2 separate regions of the Homo sapiens genome follow, and region 2 is linked to region 1. A link is a contact called in ENCODE Hi-C or POLR2A ChIA-PET data. All regions are on one chromosome and are shown on one strand. The core of a region is the stretch at or near the end of the contact, and the rest is flanking DNA. Distances in the headings are between cores, read along the strand shown.

Region 1 (2,631 bases), core at 60-2,559:
CTCCTAGAAACAGCCACACATGGCCAGCGCAGTGGCTCACGCCTGTAATCCCAGTACTTTGGGAGGCCAAGATGGGCGGATCACGAGGTCAAGAGAACAAGACAATCCTGGCCAACATGGTGAAACCCCGTCTCTACTAAAATACAAAAAAATTAGCTGGGCATGGTGGCGCGTGCCTGTAGTCCCAGCTACTCTGGAGGCTGAGGCAGGGGAATCACTTGAACCTATGAGGCGGAGGTTGCAGTGAGCCAAGATCGTGCCAGCCTGGTGACAGAGCAAGTCTCCATCACAAAAAATAAATAAATAAAATACAAAAATAAATAGAAAAAGAAACAGCCACACATGGACCAGAAAGTTGAGCCTCTGGTGACTTGACTTCAGGTGCTGCGGCAGGCAGGTGGCCCAGGGAGTAACTGGGGAGTGAAAATGAGAATGCAGCACATGGACCAACTCCTGTTGAGCCTCTTAGCAAAAGCCAGCCCTGTCCAGTAGAGCATTTTCCAACTGTTGCAAAAATTACCCTATGAACACCTCTCTCCCCAGAGTTCAAACTCGCACCTTTGATGATACTGCTTCCTGCTGCCATTGCCTATTCTGATGTCAGAGCAGCCATTCCCATGGAAAATGGAATGGAAAGCTAAATGGAGAGTGAGTAGGGGTTAAGACTTCTCTAAAATACCGCGGCTGCCAGGCAATTTCATTAAGGAGAAACAGAGATGGACAATGTCATAAACATTCTCCAGCCATCAGAAGAAACCACTTCCAGGAAAAGTAAATTTTGTGGTCGTAAACACTCACAGCAAGGGCCAGGCCACAGGCAGCGTGGCACTGGCAGAGAGCAGTGGTTGAGGTGAAAGTCACCCTGGGGCCCAGGTCTCAAACTTACCCTGGCTAGACTGAACCAGAACATTTTTCCGTTTCTTTTCCGTAAATTAATGTTTAAAAGTTCCCCTCCCCACATAATCCCAATCTCACTTTCAAGAGATAATGCTATCTCTTCAGTGTATATTTCTTCCGGTTGTATTATGCATATAAATCTCCAGACCATATGGACACACACACACATATGCACACACACGTATGAGTATTATACACATACATGTGTACAGATATCTTTTATACATGTATACACACAGGTGTACACATATGTGCATATGTGAGATCATGCTGAGCTCACCGTTTTCCAGTTCCTACTTTCACTTCACAATAGCTCTTGGCCATCTTCCACCACAGTGTATTTAGAGTGACTCTATAAATAGAACGATTTCTAATGCACCTTTCAGATTTCAACTCTTTAAATAAATGCGACAAGGGCACATCTCGTGGTCCAAGGTCGTGACTGCTAAGGCCCAGAGAACACAACAAATTTGCTGGCTTCAGCCGTGCTGACCTGCTGGAAGATGGGTACAGGCTCCTAAGTGGATGCTGCCATTTGTGCGCCTCCCAGCCACGCACCCCACCCTCATATACACACTATCCCTTGAGGAACATTTACCTTCCTTCCCGCCCCAGGTGTTTGTGACTTGGTGGGTAGTGGGTGACAGAGATGCACCTGTGTCTTCAGAACACAGGCCACTGAAGGACAGCAGGCCCGGGGCTGGTGGGGGCCTGAGCATGCCCTCCCTCACCAGGCTGACCAGGCTTGCATGCAGTGGGGCAGAGGCAGTGGAACTATCCAGAAAACATGCCCATCCCCCCGCCCAAGCCATCACAATGGGAGCTGAGTACAGGGTCACTAGGACAAAGAGTGAATGGAACCATCTTGAAAACAGCGGTGATGTTTCCTGTCTCCGCTGGCACAGGCCTCCGTGGAGCCCACGTTCTTTTCACAGAGTTCAAGTTGCTCAAAGAAATAAGGAGAGGCCACTTGTGAGCAGTGGTCCTCCAGGTGAAACCCAGAGGGCGTCGGGATGCCCACAGGTTCCTCAGGAAACTCATGCGGGGAGACATGGGGGTGCCAGGGACACGCCTCCACCCCACCATGGCTGCCCATAGCAGGGTCCGTGGCAAAGGGACCAGGTGGCCCATGGGTTAGTGGGAGCAGATGCCCAACCACCTCCTCCAGGCCCCACTGCCCCCTTGGGCCACCACAGAGACCTCCAACTTCTCCATCCTCTCTGTCTCTCCCTCTCTCTCCCCACTTGCTCTCTTCCTCAAGGGCCCTTTCCCTGTCAACTACCACTGGCACCCGGCTGGAGGAACAGGGCAGGTTTGCCTGTTAGTACCTGCGGCAACTCATCCCCCAGCCCCTAACTTTGAGGCGATCCCATTTTCCTCCTGTATTCCCTGAGCTTGACACAGCTGAATGTGGAAGACCCCAGGGCAACAAGAGGCTTGGGAAGGAAGGTCACACTGGAGTCGCGGGGGAAGGGTCACCCAGGCACAGGTACTCAGCATAGACTGCAGATGCTGGCCAGCCAGTCCTACACCCAGCTTACTGCAGAGGCACGACCACACTTCTGCTGCAAGGCTGGGGGAGACTCTGTGGTTTCGGTGAGGAAGAGGACAAGGAGGTGAGCGAGCCAGGAACAGCCCCCGCATGTCTCTTATCACGCCTTCATTCCCCTCTCCCCGCAGCACTGAGCTTCTGTGTTTTCTTTCCCCCAAGACTGTTCTCTCGGCTGCTGGTGG
Region 2 (2,631 bases), core at 49-2,548, 170 kb before region 1:
ACAGCTCTGGACAATAGCTGAACCTCCATCAACCCGGTGACATGAGGATTAAGGGATTAACTCCTATAAAGTGCTGAAAGCAAAGCCTGGCACACAGTAAGACTAAATCAATAGTTCTCAGCCCTGGCTGAACGTTCAAGTGACTTGGAGCGCTTCGTAAAAATACCAGGGCCGGAGGATTTTAGGGCGGGGAGACTACTGCTGATTCTGCAGAGGTAGATACATGTCAGGACACCTTTGTCCAAACCTGTAGAACGGACACCAAGAGTGAACCCTCATGTAAACTATGGACTTGGGGTGATGATATGTCAGTGTGGATTCATGGATTGTAACAAATGTACCATGCCGGACAGAGGGTATGTGGGAACTATCTGTGTCTTATGCTCAATTTTGCTGTGACCCCAAAACTGCTCTAAAATTAAAGTCTATTTAAAAAGAAAAAAAGGGGCTGGGTGCAGGGGCTCACGCCTGTAGTCCCAGCACTTTGGGAGGCCAAGGCAGGTGGATCATGAGGTCAGGAGTTCAAGACCAGCCTGGCCAACATGGTGAAACCCCATCTCTACTAAAAATACAAAAATTAGCAGAGCGTTGTGGCATGCGCCTGTAATCCCAGCTACTTGGGTGGCTGAGGCAGAAGAATCGCTTGAACCTGGGAGGTGGAGGTTGCAATGAGCTGAGATTTCCCCATTGTACTCCAGCCTGGGTGACAGGAAGGGACTCTGTCTCAAAAAAAAAAAAAAAAAAAAAAAGGCAAAAAAGACCGGGTGCAGTGGCTCACACCTGTAATCCCAGCACTTTGGGAGGCCAAGGCGGGTGGATCACCTGAGGTCAAGAGTTTAACACCAGCCTGGCCAACATGGTGAAACCTCATCTCTACTAAAAATACAAAAATTAGCCAGGCGTGGTGGTGCATGCCTGTAATCCCAGCTACTTGGGAGGCTGAGGCATGAGAATTGTTTGAACCTGGGAGGCAGAGGTTGCAGTGAGCCGAGATCGCACCATTGCACTCCAGCCTGGGCAACAGAGCAAAAACTCCATCTCAAAAATAAATAAATAAAAATAATAAAAGGAAAAAAATACCAGTGCCAGGGCCCACCTCTTCCCCCAACCAAAAAAAAAAAAAAAAGCACAATTAAGCAGCATAATGGGGTGAAACCTTCACCATCAGTTTTTTTTTTAAGGTTTCTAGGCTATTCCTTTGGGCAGCCAGCACTCAGAAGCACTGAACTAAATAAATGGACATGGACTCTTGTACAATAGCGAACACGTCAGGGAACAGGCATGTTCATGGTAGAGCCAGGATCTTTTCCTGGGGATGCATGGGGAGCGGTTTCCTGGCTTCCACTTGGCGCAGAAGCTCTGCCCTTTTGACAGCTTTCTGAGCCTCTGGGAGCAACGCAGACCCACCAGAGATTCTTTGAACAAGAAGTGGGCAAACTGATTTCAGAAAGGAAAAAAATCCTATGGCATTACTACCACCACGCTTAGTTAATAGATGACTGACCCTTCTTATTAAAAGAAAACTCAAAGTTATCCAGAAACAATTTCCACCCCCAGCACCTAATAGGTCACCAAGCGAGCATAATGTCCCAGAAATCTTAAGGAGCATTGTGACAATATACCAAAACAATCTTAAGTTTAAACTGTAAATCTATTCTCTGAAAGGCCCATCATCTTGGGAGCAGGACTAAGATGAATGCTCCATCAGACAAGCCATGGCCGGCAGCCCCAGCTCTCAGCAGCACAAATGTCCCTAGCCACAGAGGCCCAGAGCTCTGCTAATTCATCAAACACCCAGCACGCCCCAAGCCAAACTGTGGATGTCCTTATCCAAACCTGCTTCTTGTCTCCACAAAACTGCAATTCCATTCTACCAATTGCTCAGTGCAAAAATCCTGGAGTCCGTCTTTCACTCCCCTTTCACGTCCAGCATCCAGTCCAACAGCAGCTCCTGTCAGACACACTCAGAACCTGGCCGCTTCCTCCCACCTTCTGCAGGACCGTCCTGGGTGGAGGCACCACCGTCTCATCTGAATTACCGCGATGGTTGCTTGCAGTCCCCATCTGTGCCCTGAGTCTTCTCCAGAGGATACATTCACATCACTGAGATAAGAGTCATCCTTTTACACTTAGCCAGAAAATGTCATCACATCTCTGTTCAGAAACCCTCTTATGTGTCTCCATCTCACTCCAAATCAAATCCAAAGTCATGACCATGTGCCATGGCCTACAAGCAATGAGCTGACGTGGGAGTCACAGAAGGTGAAGAGAACCTGCCTTCCCCAGGTAATAACCACATCACCTCCCGCTCTGTACTTTCACCCCTGTGCTCAGAGCCCCTCACCAGAGAGACCTTCCCACCGTCATGCGCCTTCCCTCCCTCGTGCTGCTTTATCTTTTTTCACCTGACCCATTACATAGTTCCTGGTGTGTTAAATGTCTGGCTCCTCTTGCGATCCCTTTCCCATGAGATCAGGGACTCCAGTATTTGCTGCTGTAACCTTAGGGTCTAGAACAGTCCCCGGCATATAGTAGGCCCTCCATGAATCCTTATTTTTGAATGAAGTCCTTATGATCACTCCTTTTTGAATTATATTCCAGGATACATCTTAATAGATTTTGTTTGGGAGG

Evidence for each region. A loop is a pair of places that touch in the nucleus more often than their neighbours do. ChIA-PET counts read pairs that join two places held with the same protein, here RNA polymerase II (POLR2A). Pooled maps may share reads with other maps.
Region 2: a loop to region 1 is called in a map of left cardiac atrium, with 5 times the contacts of the local background. The contact joins two enhancer-like sites. A Hi-C loop is called at or near these places in 2 of 168 maps with a recorded cell type or tissue (MCF 10A and left cardiac atrium), 2 of 37 single-sample maps with no recorded cell type and 9 of 50 pooled maps. POLR2A ChIA-PET finds 5 or more read pairs at or near these places in 5 of 52 experiments (AG04450, IMR-90, MCF 10A and 2 more).

The regions. Positions count from the first base shown.
Region 1 is chr18:58,760,587-58,763,217 of GRCh38, forward strand. The region is part of intron 1 of LOC105372146 (a long non-coding RNA gene); the gene reads right to left. Among named protein-coding and RNA genes, the nearest start is that of LINC01926, 52 kb to the right of the region's middle. RefSeq lists an enhancer at 1,397-1,446. Within about 2 kb of position 1,310, at least 5 of the 41 ENCODE cell types and tissues checked have a DNase peak (open chromatin) inside an H3K27ac peak, as active enhancers do.
Region 2 is chr18:58,592,838-58,595,468 of GRCh38, forward strand. All of the region lies in intron 3 of ALPK2 (alpha kinase 2), which reads right to left. Among named protein-coding and RNA genes, the nearest start is that of SNORA108, 6.5 kb to the right of the region's middle. Within about 2 kb of position 1,299, at least 5 of the 41 ENCODE cell types and tissues checked have a DNase peak (open chromatin) inside an H3K27ac peak, as active enhancers do.